2 separate regions of the Mus musculus genome follow, and region 1 is linked to region 2. A link is a loop called in an ENCODE intact Hi-C map of the cell type or tissue named here. Cell type or tissue: heart. All regions are shown on one strand.

The links. Hi-C counts contacts between places; a loop is a spot of excess contacts. Peaks named below come from ENCODE experiments on the same cell type or tissue, not always from the same donor. Only the 100,000 strongest peaks of a DNase experiment are listed, where the experiment ranks them.
Region 1: it touches region 2 in a loop (6-fold over the local background); 2 of 42 quality-filtered maps call a loop at or near these places.

The regions. Positions count from the first base shown.
Region 1 is chr19:6,303,066-6,311,065 of GRCm38, reverse strand. It overlaps Cdc42bpg (CDC42 binding protein kinase gamma (DMPK-like)), which reads right to left and starts at 4,609. Exons shown (of 37, transcript NM_001033342.1): 1 at 4,191-4,609; 2 at 1,849-1,940; 3 at 1,684-1,767; 4 at 1,244-1,339; 5 at 700-848; 6 at 178-271; 7 at 1-44. The coding sequence starts at 4,350. It overlaps Gm52380 (a long non-coding RNA gene), which reads left to right and starts at 4,520. Exons shown (of 3, transcript XR_003952842.1): 1 at 4,520-4,602; 2 at 5,354-5,431. In heart, a CTCF peak has its summit at 4,232; DNase peaks (open chromatin) are centred at 4,225, 4,645, 6,075, 7,035 and 4 weaker places; H3K4me3 peaks cover 2,086 bases; H3K27ac peaks cover 3,636 bases.
Region 2 is chr19:6,137,756-6,145,755 of GRCm38, reverse strand. It overlaps Arl2 (ADP-ribosylation factor-like 2), which reads left to right and starts at 4,619. Exons shown (of 5, transcript NM_019722.3): 1 at 4,619-4,719; 2 at 7,916-8,000. The coding sequence starts at 4,655. LOC115489019 (a long non-coding RNA gene) reads right to left here. Exons shown (of 3, transcript XR_003952891.1): 3 at 3,842-6,126. In heart, CTCF peaks have their summits at 4,188 (motif pointing right) and 4,483 (motif pointing right); DNase peaks (open chromatin) are centred at 4,705 and 5,825; H3K4me3 peaks cover 2,178 bases; H3K27ac peaks cover 2,683 bases.

The sequences.
Region 1 (8,000 bases), 170 kb before region 2:
GGAGAGATGTAGTCCGGGGTCCCAACTGCGACTGATGAATCCACCTGTGTTAGGGGTGTTGGCACCATGAGGCCACAGGACTGGAGCCAGCACCCTACTCTCCAGGAACCCCTACCTGGAACCCGATGTCCCTGCACTTGGCTGTATCCTCGGCTCAATTCTAGGTGGGTTCCTTACCATGCCATTGTTGTTGAGACGCAGGCAGGAGCCAAAGTCTGCCAGGCGGATGTGGCCATTCATGTCCAGCAGGATGTTGTCAGGCTTCACATCCCTGAAGGATGGTGGAAGAGTGAGGGCTTGGTGTGTGTGTGTGTGTGTTCAGACATGAGCCTGATGCATGCTTATACATGCTCCTGTCCCGTGTACACGCTCACACATGCACCTGTGTGTACACGCTCACACATGCTCCTGTGTGTGTACATGCTCACAATGCTCCTGTGTGTGTAATGCTCACACATTTTCCTGTGCATACATGCTCATTCATATTCCTGTGTGTGTGCACGTTGGGGGTGCAGGAGTCAGATGTCCCCTGAATGGGTAACACATCACTCCTCTGCCACCATGAGTTGGGTAGGTTTGAGCCAGGGGCTTACCTGCTCTGAGCTCTGACTTCCTCAACTGTAAGATAGGCACACTGGCAAGCCCTCCCACAGGGCTTTAGGGAGGAAGACTGGGAAGTGACACAGCTTGGGGCCCCACCTGTGGACATAGCCCAGCTGGTGCAGTGAGTGGATGGCCAGAACCATCTCAGCCAGATAGAACTGGGCCAGCTCAGGTGGGAGGCGGTCCTCAAAGCGGCTCAGCAGCGTGAGAAGGTCCCCGCCAGCATAGTAGTCCATCACCAGGTACTGGAGGGCAGTGTGTAGAGCCAAGAGTCAGACTCAGAATGAGAGCACCTGTCGACCTCACATTGGCTCTTGGGGGGCTCTGAGAAGCCAAGGCTAAGCAGCATCCCTGAGGCTAGCTCCTTTTTTTTTTTTTTTCTTTTTTTTTGAGAGGGTCTTACAATGTAGTTCTGGCTGTCCTGGAACTCACTATGTAGAACAGACTATCCTTGAACTCACAGAGATCTGACTGTCTCTTCCTCCCAAGTGCTAGGATTAAAAGGTGTGTCCCACCATGCCCAGGAAGTGGCCAGCTCTTAAGCAGAGCTAAGGAAGGAGGGTGTAGGCCAGGAGATGGTGAAAGAGCGGCCTTTTCTTTTATCCCTGGCAAGGCTCCTCCACTACTCAAAGATCCTCACCAGGTACTCTTCATCCTGGAAGGCGTAGTGCAGAGCAGTCACCCAGCGGCTGTCTCCCTTCACTAGAACATCTCGCTCCTCCCGGAAACAGGCCGTCTGAAGCAGGTTTGAAGAGCAGGGGGGACAATGGGGTCAGCTCCCGGGAACTCCCCCTTTAGTAGCTCAGGGAATGGAGAACACAAAAGCCTAGAGACTCTGATCAAAGGAACAGCTCTGCTCAACCCCAGGCTGGGGTAGCCTTGGACGAACCTGAGCCCAGGCTTTCTGGTATTGGGCCTCATTATTTCCATAAAAAGAATAGGACAATCCCTTCATTTTAAGTAAAGTTCACTGTGAAGGGTAAGAGACGGGTGATTCTTCAGAGTGGCCCCGCCCCTTCTCCTGGCAGCAAGCATACCTTCACCTACCCATTTGCAGTGTACACTTGACCCCAAACTGACCTCAGCCCTCTTCAGCATCTCCCACTTATGCAGCATCTTCATGGCAAAGATCTGGCCACTGCCCCTCTGCCTCACCACGGCAACCTGAGGGGATGAAGCAAGGCCTGGTCTAGACCAGACCAAGTGCAAGGCCCCTCCTCCTCACCCACCCCAAGGCTTACTTACCTCCCCAAAGGCCCCTCTGCCAATCACCTTCAAGATCTCAAAGTCATCTCTCTGTAGACGCAGCTCTTTCACTTTTGTTACAAAGGGGCTGGCTGAGGGGACAGAGCGGACAGCGAGGGTTTTTTTTTCCTTACAATCTCCCATGAGGTTAGGATAGGGGTGACTCTCCCAGAGACAACCCAGCTGAGGGACAGATGAGAAGCAGGGACTATTTGGTCATGATACAAGCATGGTGAGGGTCCTGACTCAGTGGACCACCTAGCCTCAGAACCTTCCTGGGCTCTAGACTCCAAGTAGTCTCTTTATGAGGCACAGAGGGACCTTGTGGTCTTCTTTAGCCAGGGGCCTAATACCCTAGAGACAATAAAGACACCACTCTCACCCCTAGTTCACAGCCTTTGACCCCTCAAGGCCAGCCCAGGGGCCTATCTGGGAAACTGGATAGGTGACATTCTTTGTCCCCAGAAAGTTTCTCTGCCACTCAGGAACTGTGGGCCTGGGTCTGGGGACCCTGTAGCACAGAGCAATCTGGCTGGAGGTGAGGCCTGGGGTAGCCCCTGGGGGCAGGGAGGACACTTTCTACAGTGCTCCAGAAAGACAGGCTCTGTGTTCCCCAAGTGGGGCCTCTGGGTCAGGAACAGATACCAGCCTGCTCAGGTACTCACAAGACACTCAAACAGGGCCAAAAACTTCACCTGGTGCCCAATGCCAGCACCTGAGGGTGTGAGCACACAGGATTCCTTCCAGGCTTGATAGCCCTGCCACTTAGAGCCCTACCTCCCTCTCTGGATGGGGCTTATACAGGCAGGAACCTCCTCCCGCATCACAGTCTGTTTGCCCTACCACCACCTCCGCAAGGGCTAGGTCCAACCACTCCCAGGCTCTCCCCATAACTGAAGTGGCTGTAGGCCAGGGGGAAGGGCACCGAGTCTTGGGAAATGATGAAGACAGGAGTGACCAGTGAGGACTGGGGGACATCTACGATCTGGCACCTTGCCTCAGTTTCCCCCTGCCAGAAGGTAAACTCCCTGCCAGCTGGGCGGGCCTGTGGGTGGGACAGAGAGCTGTTCCACAGGTTTATCAGGCAGAACCCCCACAGCGGGGGAGGTGTGCAAACCTCACTACAGAAATTAATTGTCTCTTCCCAGGTTTATGCATGGAGCCAGGGAGGAGCAGCTGCCAGCCTGCAGAAATATCAGAGGTGACCACCAGCCACATTGGCCAAACTTGGTGCCCAGATCCAACCTCCTGGACAGGATGCCTAATACCTTTGTCTTGCCAGAAGGGGTGGGGGCTCTGGGCAGGAGCAGGGACAAGTTGGGGCAGGAGAGGCGTGAGTCACACCCGGCCTTGGAGTTACCTCGGGAGAAGTCAACAGACATGCCCTGTGTTGGGGTCCCAAGCAGAGGTGCCAGAGGCAGGCAGGGAGAAACACACATATGTGTAAACACACACACATGTGCCACATGCACACACCCAGGTACAGGTGTCATGTGGGAGTGATGACAAATCAGACACTTGTAAAACACAGAAGAGTCACAGAGAAACAGGCAGGCAACGGGGGCAGGGCCGTCTAACTGCTCTCACCCCAGAAAGAAATGGCAGGACTGGCTGGTAGACCCCCATCCATATTTGGCCTAGCCTTGTGTCTGCCCATAGCTCAGGAGCACCAAGAACTCTGATCGCCTACAGGGTAAACACCCCATGTTTCAGGCCCAATTCCCATGCCCTCCTCACCAAAGCCTGGCCAGATGTGTCCAGTGCCCACATTGGGTTTAGGATCACCCTAAGTCAGCCATTCCCAAGGATTCAGACGAATCAAATAAAACCACTTCTAACAAGACCCCAAATCCTCCAAAGGGGTTGAGGTTGGTTCTTGGTCCCGGCTAGGGATTGAAGTAAGGAGACTTGTCTGCAAGGTGAAGGACGAGGACTTTTGAGTGTGTGACAGGTGAGAGGGGTCCTAGAACAAAGTGCCCGTCCTCTTGAAGAACGGAGGAAATAGAGAAAGTCTGTATGTTTATGTCACACAAAACGGTGTCCGCCTAAATGTATGTTCTAGGTAGAGCATGAGGTGACCGTTGTGAAAGATGTGTATTGGCAACATGTCTGGGGTCTGTAGCAGGGTATGTGGGAAGTGTACCTTATGTACCTGTCTCTGGGAGTTTGAAGTAAGGTGCAGGTGAGCGAGCGGGCTGTGGAGACCAACGGCAAGCGTTAGATACAGCACAATGAGGAAGTTTCAGGAATATGCCACTCCCGGGAAAAGGTCTGGGGGCACAAAGCTCCAGGTGTTGTCGTCCCTCCAGCTTCCCTTCCCGGGTGTTGCCCGGACCACTCACCCCAGCTCAGAAACTGCGCCACGTTACGCTCCCGGCGCAGGGGGGCGCTGCTGAGCTCTTGGTGCACCCCCAGCAGCAGATCCAGGAGGCCGTCGAGCCCTGGGCTGCCACCAGCTTCGCCCCGTACCAGCTGCTCCAGCGCACGCAGCCGCTGCTCCATGGCTGCCGCTGGAGCCCCGAAACCCGGGCTAGAGCCAGGCCGCCCGCATGCCCCGTCCGTCCGTCCGCCCGGCGGTCCGTCTGTGGTCCCGTGGCTCGTTCTGCGCGGCTTCCCCCCTCCCTCCCGCCCTCCCCGCTGTCACCTTCCTCGGTCGCCACCCGCGCTCCTTCACCTGGTCGCCCGCCCCGCCCTCCAAGCCCGCCCCCGACGGACGGGCAGGTGCGCGCCGGCCAATGGGAGCCGCGGCTGAAGGTGAAGGTGGGAAGGCGGAGGCGCGCGGGGGCGGGGCCGACCCTCGTCCAGGAAGTGGGAGGGCGGGCCACGAAAAGTAACTCCTGGGCGGGGTTGGAGGGGGTCCGTTGGGGTCGCAAAAGGCCCCTCTGATCACGGTGCCACCCCAGTCCCAGCGCCACCTAGACCCTCATGAGACACTAACCTAGACAGAGCCTAGCGCAACTTCCCGCGGGACCCGGCCAGCGGCCTGTCCCTTAGCCAGGCCAGAGGGGCTAGGGACGGTTGCGGCCCTGAAGCCGGATGGGAGTTGTAGTCCGCTCTGGCCTCGGTTTGAAAGCGGCGCTAAGGCAACACACCCATCTACCCCCAAAAGTTTCTGATCTCCTTTAAATCCTTAAAACTAACCCAGAGACATGTAGTTGAGGTAGGATGGGCACACTCATTTAGCATGAATACACTGCGGCTTTGGAAGGCTGAGGGTAGGGGGTCTCTGAAACTAGATTCTCGTGTGGACCTAGATGGGACTGATTTTCAAGGCTTTGGCGGGAACAAGGCCCTGAACTGGAACGTGGAGGGCACAAGAAGTTTGAGATGTGCTGATGGAGGCAAAGGAGGTGGAGGTGCTGGCTGTGTCCAGGGAGGTTTTTTATTTCTGGCCATCTGTGTTGGTCTTGATGGTGACAGGCCAGATACCAAAGAGAAGGGTGCTCTGGTGTCTTTTGAACAACTTGTTTAAAGGCCTACTTAGAGGGCTTGCCTCTCCTTCCAGACTGCAAGCTGAAGACCTTGACAGGATCGAGTCATCAGCGTTGAGGGAGGAAGCATTCTGAATGTTTGCAGGGGCAAAGTGAGTGGGACACCCAAATCCCATCTAACGGGGTCTAGAAACATTACAGGGGTTATGTTGGGGTGGTGGTGTGGGAGTGCACGCCTTTAATCCCAGTACTTGGGAGGCAAAAACAGGTAGATCTCTGGGATCCAGGCCAGCCTGGTCTTCAGAGTAAGTTCCAGGACAGCCAGGGCTATACAGAGAAACCCTGTAAAAAAAAAACAAAACAAAAAAAAAAAAAAAAAAAAACCAACCAACCACTGTAGGTCTCTCATTTGATCTTTACAGAAGCCCCTTCTCCATGAGGTCCACAATTTGAAATGGGGAAAACACAGGCATATATTTCTTTCCAGATCTATCAGGCTGGGAAAGAGACTCAGGATTCAAATTCAATGCCATGGCACTGCCAAGGGAGGGTCAGGGAGGGCAGACTGGAGTTTGGATTTACGGTTTTTGTTGTTGGTGTTGTTTTTATCCTCTCATATAAACTAGGCTGATCTGGAACACACTATGTAGTCAAGAATGACCCAGAATTCCCAGGCGTACTGCTTCAACTTCCTAGTTCTTAGATTACAGGGTGAATTGATGGAGCCTACTGGCTCTCTCAGGGATTCTGAACCTCCTCAGCACAGGGCAGGGCTGGGGCCCACAGAAGCCACAAGGAGGCGCCAGAGACTAGGGGAGGAATGAGTGTCTAGTATTTGCAAGTCGTCATGGAGAACTAGGAGGCTGGGACCCTTCCTGTAATGCTGATTCTCTAGTCACAAAGGTCAGTCAAGGGCCAACTGCCCAGGCCTCCGCTCTTGGCAAGGTCCTTGCATCAACTTCCCCAAGACCCTTAACCTCTTTGAAAGCTGAATTCTGAGAAAATCCCAACCCCAAGCAGGCTTCAATGCCATACCAGAGTGGGAGAGAAAGGCCAGAGCTGGACTCAATTGAACACACCGACTGGATATGGTGGCTCGGTACTCTGAAGAGACAGAAAGATCTCTGAGTTCAAGGCCAGCCTGGTGTACATAGTGAGTTTTAGGATAGCCCGGGCTATATATAAAGACCTTGTCTCACTAATTAAATAAATAACTGGGCACGCCAGTCATCTCAGGCACTCAGTCCTTTTAGGTTCTGTCCTAGTTTTTTGTTTATTTTGAAACCTGGGTATCCTGGGCTGGATTTAATTCTCTACAGTCTAGATAGGTGAACATCTCGTCCTTCCACCTCTACCTCCTCCCATGGACCTGTTCCACGAAGTTTTAGGGAATCCATGGCTTTCTTCATGCTAGGGGACTCTCTCACCCACCTGAGCTGCACCTGGATTAGTTGTCTCACTGTTTTTACAAGCTGCTGCTTCCTTGTCTGCTAAGTGGTCCCTATCACATGTCCAAAAGTCCTTAAAGGCTCACTGTCTGCTGGACCCTGTTCTGGCTTCATCACATGGCCAGGCTTCTAACCTAAACACTCAGAGAAGCCCCAGGATCTGGCACCCTTTATCCTATTGGTTCTGTTCTGATCTCTGAGCTAGGCTCCCAGGCCAGAGGCCTGGCCTTGCCCACAGCAGAGCACTATACTTGGCTCATGATGTAGTCCAGTGGATGAATGAATCTGTCAGCCGCAGAGTGCCAGCCCCAGCCAGTCTGAGCAGTCAGGCCACTGTCGTTCTGTTTCTTCTCACAGCATGGGCTTACTGTGCGGTCATTGCCTCCTGGAGGCTCACCCAGGTCTGCAGGAGGGACCTGCTCCACGGCAGCCCTCCCTTGTCTCCCAAGAGTCTCTGGTGGAGGTGCTGGCACCAGCTCTCGGGGAGAGGCCCTGGCAACAGATAGCGCCTTGCCCTCTTAAGGAGCTCCTTGTCATTTCAAAGTGGACACAGATCTCTGATCTCTACCAGACAGCTATATTATTATCTACCTCCTTCACAGGTTGACACAGGGAGGCCAGGAGGCAGTGACACAAACAGTTCTAGGTTCTTCCTGTAGTCCGCACCCTGAGTGCCTATTCCCCATTGCCAGCAGCAAAAGGGTACTGTGGGCTGTGGGACATATGGAAGAAGGCAAGGCCCTCCCTAGACAGGCTTGGTAAATGCTCCTATAAAAGCTTCTGGATAAAGAATGGATTGTGTCACCTCAGAGCTCAGGCTCAAGAGAAACAAAGTTCCCAGAAGGGACAGACCCTGAAGGAGAAGGGACTTGGGGCAGAATGCTTGGGTGTTTCTGACACCCTTTGAGTCTGAAGGGAACCCAGATACAAGATGGGCCAGGGGAAAGGTGCCGGTAATTTTTGTGGCCACATTTCAGGCTTTCTGAGTCTAGGCTTGCAGTTGCTCATCTAAAATGCCCCTTGGGGCGGCTGAGTCTCCTAGCCCCAGTTTCAGAAGCAGCGCAAAAACTCTGTGGTTCAGCATTCCAAGAACGAGCGACTGTCCTCCTCGACTCCGGAGAGCTGGGGACCGGAGGCTGGTTGTGGGGTCCCATGGGTCTGCTTACTGTGGCCCAGGTGTACTGCCGCGGGCAAGTCTCCTTACCCTCTCTCTGAACACCTTCTATGGACAATGGAGAGAGGCACCTGATTGGGACAAGGGAAACCTGGTGGC
Region 2 (8,000 bases):
TAGTGTCAATTCTCCTGCCTCTGCCTCCTGAGTGCTAGGATTACAGATTTGGGAGATAATACTGTCCCTCTAGAGTCTTGTTCTTTTTTTTTTTTTTTTTTCGAGACAGGGTTTCTCTGTGTAGCCCTGGCTGTCCTGGAGCTCACTCTGTAGACCAAGCTGGCCTCAAACTCAGAAATCCTCCTGCCTCTGCCTTCCAAGTGCTGGGATTAAAGGCGTGCGTGCGCCACCACTGCCCAGTTTACAGTCTTGTTCTTAAGAGAACTATGGCAACAGATGCAGTAGGTGCAGAGATGGCTGCCAGCAATGCAGAGTTTCAAGTATTTCCTAACTTCTCAGGCTCTGGTAAGGCCTGAGGCTGGCACACGCCTGCCAGTGCCCTGCTGAGGGCCAGTAATCAGTCACTCCTCACATCACCTGCAAGTCGGATGAGACGAGAGGCAGCTGGGCTGAGGCTGGAGTGAAGATGCTTGAGTGCTCTGACACGTCTTCTGAGGCCTCGACAGAGTCCTGCATGGTGCACACACCCACTCAACAGTCAGGAACAAACCCTGGGGGCAGGGTTCACCCTCGGACCCTGGAGACTTGGGAGATGAAGGGTGAGAGTCTTCAAGCAGGCCAGGCCAGGACTGGTCTATACATAGTGACCGTCTCAATAGTCAGGCTGCACATTCTACCTTCTTTTGCTATTTAACAGGACAAAACCTTTATTTGAGTATGCTGCCACCATGTGATGGTCGGTGCCTCTGTTATGGGCATGTGACACAGAAAGGAAGACTAGCATCACGTCTTACCCGAGAGAAGATCAGGCTCTCCTTCCTTTCTCTTCATTCCTTACTTAGTACTTAGTACTTAGTACTTAGACTTAGGTGCTGGTGGCTGAGCAGAGGCTTTAGTCTATGAACTCCAGCACTGTGCAAACCTGTCCTCCGAGTTCTCCCATCCAAGGACTAAGCAGACCTGACCCTGCTTAGCTTCCAAGTCCAGAAGAGATCAGACGTTCAAGGTGGTATGTAATGCTGTAGACAGCATTACAGTGCTAAGAAGAATGAAATAGAAAATGTATCTAAAGTCACCTTTGAAATGTTTAGATATAAAAAACGGGTACAAATATTTCAATGGACTTCTAATGCTTAACGATTAGCAATTTTCACTTAAGAAAGGGTCCCTGGGTCCTAGTAGTTTTCATTTCTGTTCCAGAAAAAAAAGTTGGTTATGTTCACTACTGCCTTCGAAGGTGACGGGAGAGGAGCGGCTCTTTGGAAGGGGACACTTGCTTTACTCATTTATAGTTTTGGGAGGAGTCTCTGTCTCCCTGCTAGCCCTACAGTCCCGGATCAAGCCACCTTCTAGCCTTAGCAGGCACCAGCCATGGGATCCAGCGAAAGCCAAGCTCAGTTGTTTCCTTCCTTGGGTCAACCGAACCCTCTGCACAGGGCCTTAGGAACTCAGCCGTATGTCACAGCCTACTTAAGGAGTCCTCCTCTGGAAGAAGGCAGCTCTCACAACTGTGGAGATTTGGTTAAATTGATTTGTTTTGTGTTTTGAAATTCTTATAGCCAACTGGAATGTGGTAAAGGATGCCTCCAATCCCAGCACCGTGGAGGAGGATTCAGGACCCAGGCTCAAGGTCCATCCTCAGCCACTCAGAGAGTGAAGACCTGCTGACTTAGGGTTTCCTTTGCTGTGATGAGACACCATGATCAAGACAACTCATATAAAGGACAACTGACTTACAAGTTCTGAGGTTCTGTCCATTATCATCATGGCGAGAAGCATGGCAGCATCCAGGCAGGCATGGTACTGGAGGAGCTGAGAGTTCTACATCTTGTTCCAAAGGTGACAAAGAGAGGACTGACTTTCAGGCATCTAGGAGGAGGAGCTCAAAGTCCACCCCGACAATGACACTCTTCCTCTAACAAGGTCACATTTCCTAATAGTGTCAGTGCCTGAGCTAAGCATATTCAAACCACCACAGCTACACCAGACTATTACATTTAGCTAGGCAGTGGTGGCACACACCTTAAGTCCCAGCACTCAAAAGAACACATTTAAAAAAAAAATCAACACATTTTTTTATTTTAAAGATGTATCATTTTTATTTATGTGAGTACACTGTAGCTGTCTTCAGACACACCAGAAGAGAGCACCAGGGGGGCTGGAGAGATGGCTCAGCAGGTAAGAGCACTGACTGCTCTTCTAAAGGTCATGAGTTCAAATCCCAGCAACCACATGGTGGCTCACAACCATCAGTGTACTTAGATATAATAAATAAATCTTTAAAAAAAATAAAAAGAAGAGGGCATTGAATCCCATTACAGATGGTTGTGAGCCACCATGTGGTTGCTGTGAATTGAACTCAGGACCTCTGGAAGAGCAGTCAGTGCTCTTAGCCATTGAGCCATCTCTCTAGGCCCCTATTTATTTATTTCTGTAGCCAGACTTTGGCTACTTTGTGGGTTTTTTCTTCCACCCTTCTTTTTCCACCTTTTCAATCCCCTAACACTAGGTAAAAGATAAAATGGGATAGGAAGGAAGGAAGGAGAGAGAAAGAAATCCCAAATTAAAATCAGAGGTAGGAAAGAAGGCAATGTTATAGATTATTTCCTGCTGATTAGGTATGTTGAGTTCCTTGGGGGCAAGTTTGATCTTTGACATCACAATATCTAATTTATTGTTGTTATTGTTGTTGTCTCTTTGTGTACGACTATAGCAACCTGCCAATAACAACTAACAACCCACTTTTGGGCAGTTTATACACCTCTGAAAAGTATCCAGAATTCCAAGCATCACATACATGCAGAAACTATTTACAGCTGGCAAAACCACGCCCTGCTAGAGCCTGAGACAAATCACAATCACCTGCTGTGAAGCAGCCCCATTCCCCACACCTGGGAGTAAAACAAAACCATATTCCCATAAGACTTCTATGTTTTTTTAAAAAAAACAAAAAGTCTCAGTACAATTTTCCTTGTGGAGGAACCCACACACGCACACATGCACCCATGCATGCACAAACACGCATATGTGCACACATTCAAGAACACATATATGGTTACAATTAAATAGAACCCTAGCTCTGCCCGGTAGTGGTGGCGCATGCCTTTAATCCCAGCACTTGGGACGCAGAGGCAGGCGGGTTTCTGAGTTCGAGGCCAGCCTGGTCTACAGAGTGAGTTCCAGGACAGCCAGAAAGAAAGAGAGAAAAACCTACACAGAGAAAACCCCTGTCTCGGAAAAAGCAAAAACAAACAAAAAACAAAAAAAGAGAAACTAACTCTTTGGGCCAGTGAGAAATCTCACCAATTAAAAAAAAAAAAAAAAAAAAAAAAAAAAAAAAAAAAAAACTTGCTGAGAAAGTCTGATGCTAAATTCCCTGCCTGGAACCCACATAAAAGTGCGACAATCGGGGCTGGAGAGATGGCTCAGCGGTTAAGAGCACTGACTGCTCTTAACCTGAGTTCAAATCTCAGCAACCACACCGGTGGCTCACAACAACCTATAATGAGATCTGATGCCCTCTTCTAAGGGGTCTGAAGACAGCTACAGTGTACTTACATATAAATTAATCTTAAAAAAAAAGTGTGAGAATCAGCTCCACAAAGTTGTCCTCTGATCTCCAGTGGTATGTGCAGACACGCGCGCGCGCACACACACACACACACACACACACATACAGAGTTTACACACAACAATGATGATTGTTTTGAGACAGGGTCTCAGATGTGTAGCCCTTTCTGTCCTCAATATATATACAGACCAGGCTGCCCTCAAACTCACAGAGATCCACTTGTCTATGCCACCCAGGCATTGGAATTAAAGATATGTGCCAACACAACCAGCAAAGAAAAAAAAATTTTTTTTAAAGAACTCTTGTCAAAGTCATTTACTGAAGATAATCTGATTGTACAGCTAGTACATGCCAGCAGCCATGAGGCTAAGCACCAGGTGGGCTTCAGGTTTTTTATCGTTGTTTTTTGAGACAGGCTCTGCCCTGCCAGTTTTATCCTAACAGTTGGGATAGAGCGTCTCAACCTGATAGGGTCCTAGATAGCACTCAATCCTTTGTGCGGGTCTGGTCCCTGCATTGCGGGGAGCTTGGAACTCTAAACAACCCAAGGAGGCCATACTGTCCGCACATTTAGAAATGGCCCCTAGGGGGAGTCATCATCCTCAAGTGAACGCACAGAGCCATTTCCGACAGAGTCCCGGACCAGGACCAACGGTTTTCCGTCACTGGTAAATGAATGGAAGTCACAAGATGCACTGGTGGGAACCGTATTACAGTCCCCGGATGATTCGTCAGCTCTTTGTGGAACCAGATTCCGACTCCTAGCTCAGAATCTCTTCGCGGCTACTCCCTACCCAGACGAGATACTGCTCGAGAAAGTCAGCCTCTGTCTGGCATCCGACCGAGGCCTCGGAGTCGGAAGGCTTAGGGACTTCTCCCTTGTCCCCACCAACCCTCTGCCTTCCCGACAAGGGTTAACGCAGCAGGCTTCAAAGTCGCCGCAGCGCCTCTAGGGGGCGACGCCCTGCACTCCTGTGGTCACGTGACAACGAGGGCGGCCACAAGCGCCAGGCTGGCCAATAGGAGACGGGAGCGGGGTCCCGGGACTAGAAGAAACGGCGGCCGGGAGGGGGCTACGGGATCATGGGGCTTCTGACCATTCTGAAGAAGATGAAGCAGAAAGAGCGAGAGCTGCGGCTGCTCATGCTGTATCCTCCGAGCGCTAGAGCGGTCGCGAGGGTAGCGGGGCCCGCCGGGTGGGCGGAGCCGGGCGTGGGGGGGCGCGGCCGCCGTGGGTACCTATTGCCGGTGGTGCGTCACGCACGCGGCGCTACCACTGCTCGGCGCGGGGCCGGGGAGGGCCGTACCACTCTGCGGGGTGGGGGTTGGCGTGCAGAAGGCAGCCCGGTGGTCTCAAGGCCCGGCCTAGACTTGGGACTCCAGTATCACTGCGAGGCGCGACGCAGTGGTGGTGACTCGGACGTCACGCTGCCTCGGGCTGGCCCGAGCGTGGGCCCTGCTCCTCCCTGGCGCTGACCCCCTCCCCTTCATCTACGGGTGTAGGCCTTGGCGCTTCCCTTAGGGTCGGAATCCCAGGGTCTCGAGGACCGCCTAGGCTCCTGCGAGTAGGCGTGGACTCGGTTGGCCACAGGTCCCGCTGTCACTTAAGGCCACCAGCGACCTTTCACCGCATTAACTGGCACCTGCATCACCCGTCTTGCACTGTGCCGGGCCACCTAGGCATCTGCGATCCACAAAGTAGCAGAGGGAGAAAAGGAAATTTAATGTGCACGTAGAACTTTACCACTCGTGCGTGTTTTAGACAATTCTGAGAAAGACACTCATTAGATGACCTCCAAGCACCTATGTTAGGGAATTCGGTAAAACAGGGAAGCGAAAAAGGCTTCATTTCAGATATTCTGTGATGAAAGGGGAGAAAAAATTGATAAAGCAAGTAAGATATGTAGTGTAGGATGAGAAGAATAGAGTCCACAAGGAGGTAGAGAGAGCTGGGAAAACGTAAGCAGAGGACCTGCAAGTGCGAAGGCCCTGGAGGAGGATAAGACAGGCATGTTCAAGAAAGGTTGAGAAGGAAAGAGCTGGAGAGAGGGAGAGCCCATGGGCTGGGGCCATTTAGGCAGCTGGACTATGAAGGGAGCACAGGATGGTGGCTTAGACCATGGTGGTAGTAGGAGAGTATTATGACTTGCTGCTGAATGGGAGAAGACAATGAGGGAGATGTAGCCAAGCATGAACTGGTCTCTGGCCAGAGTGTTCAGAAGGACAAGGAGCCACTTGCTGAGATGAGAGACGCATGTCCCTGGGAAGACACCAACCCTGACTGTTGGGCAGGTAGGTAGCAGCCATCAGCCTAGAAACGATCATGGGATGGCCCAGCTGGGGAGTGCTGAGACCCAGGTGTAGACGCTTGTGTGAAGTCAGATGAGGGTAACAGGATGGGGTCTGGGAGAGGGCCAAGGAAAGAGCAGCAGCGCCCGGAGCAGAGCAGAAGCTGGGCCACCCGGCCAGTGGAGAGCAGTAAGGGGGTCTTCGGAGACCTACCTGGCAAAGTGAGGCTTCAGGAAGCATCAGGAGCCAGTCTGCTAACAGTAGACCTGTAGAAAGCAAGAGGCTAAGTAAAACTGGTGCAGTGGTGAAGAACCAGGGAACAGGGGTTCAGTGCCCAGTACCCACTTGGTGCTTCACAGCCTTGTGTAACTTCAGTCCTGAGGTCCTCGTGTAGGCAAAAACTCAAAATATTCTAAGCAAACAAAAAATGAGCATGGTATCGAACACCTCGAATGCCAGCGTTCAGAAGGTAAAGGCAGGTGAATCTACGGGCTTGAGTCCAACCCGGTCTACAGAGCAAGTTCCAGGCCGGCCAAGGCTACATAGACCTTGTCTCAAAAAAAAAAAAAACCAAAATGCAGGAAAAGTCCAACATGGTGTTACATGCCTGTAGTTCTGGCACTCAAGAGGCAGAGGCTGGAGAACTTTGACAAGTTTGAGGCCAGTTTGCGTTACATAGAGTTCCAGACAAAAAAAACAAAACAAAAGAAAACAAACAAACAAACAAAAACAATACAAGCCAAAAGATGGAAGTTGGTACAATGGAGTATAACACCTGTTCCCAGGATGCACCCCAGAGGAAGCTGTGGCCGACTCAGCAGATGGTGGGGGAGTGGGTGGAGACAGGTTCTGCTGCAGTAGTGCGCAGCACTCGAGGCGTGAGGCGAGAGTTTGGTGATGAGAGGAGAAGGGATGGAAGAGTGGATGTTGTTGGATTGACAAGACAATCTGCTGGCTTTCCAAGGTGAGAGTTGGGCTGCAGAAGGTGGAAGGTATTCACCCGTGCCTCTCAAAGGTGGGAGTCACAGAGCCAGAGTCAAGTGAGTAGGAAGAGGTCCTAAATGTAGAGCCTGTCCCTTCTCCCCTCCGCTCAGGCTTTGGCTGCCCCACAGTCTCACCTGCGGTTGAGCTCACCTATTGGCTTGTTCTCTGCAACGGAGGCTGTGGATCATTCCAGAGACAGATGAAGGTGGTTGCCACCTCTAGATACTTGCCCTTTACTTGGTCCTTCAGAAGGCTGGGCCCATCTGTTTTGGGCCTCAAGACCCCACAGAGCCTTGTCTGGTATCTTAAGTTGAAAGCCATTCCTTCCAGGAATGTCCTTCACTGGTTCCAAGTACCCAACCTTCTCTTCTGCTTTATTTAGTCTTTAATTTTTTTTTTTTAAAGATTTATTTATTTATTATATGTAAGTACACTGTAGCTGTCTTCAGACACTCCAGAAGAGGGCGTCAGATCTCCTTACGGATGGTTGTGAGCCACCATGTGGTTGCTGGGATTTGAACTCCGGACCTTCGGAAGAGCAGTCGGGTGCTCTTACCCACTGAGCCATCTCACCAGCCCTAGTCTTTAATTTTTTAACACTTATTTATGGATGTGAGAACTTTGTCTGTACACTGGGGTGAGTGGCTGGTGCCCACAGAGGTCAGCATTTGGTTGTGAACCACCAGGTGGATGCTGGGAACTGAACCCAGGTCTTCTATAAGAGCAACATGTGCTCTTTACTGCTGAGCCATCTCTCCAGCCCCATTACTTAGACTTTTGCTAGTGTTTAAGCTTCATAAGGGTGATGAGTTTGTCCCCCAACATCAGAGGGGGCCTGGCACTTAATAGGCACTCAATATTTGATGCGTAAATTAAGTTATTTTGAGTTGGTCAACATGATAGAATTCCATTTTCATACTTCTACATTTATCTCAAGCCAGTTATGGGTCAGGCACGTGCTCAACTTGCTTCTACATACAGTAGGAAAGTACTAGTCCCTAGGAGGGTGGTAGTGTGATGACATGTCCTCCAACAGAACTCAGAGACCTCTCCTTAGCCTTTGTGCCCCAGTGGCTTGGACAACGCTGGCAAAACAACCATCCTCAAGAAGTTCAATGGAGAAGACGTGGACACCATCTCCCCGACACTGGGCTTC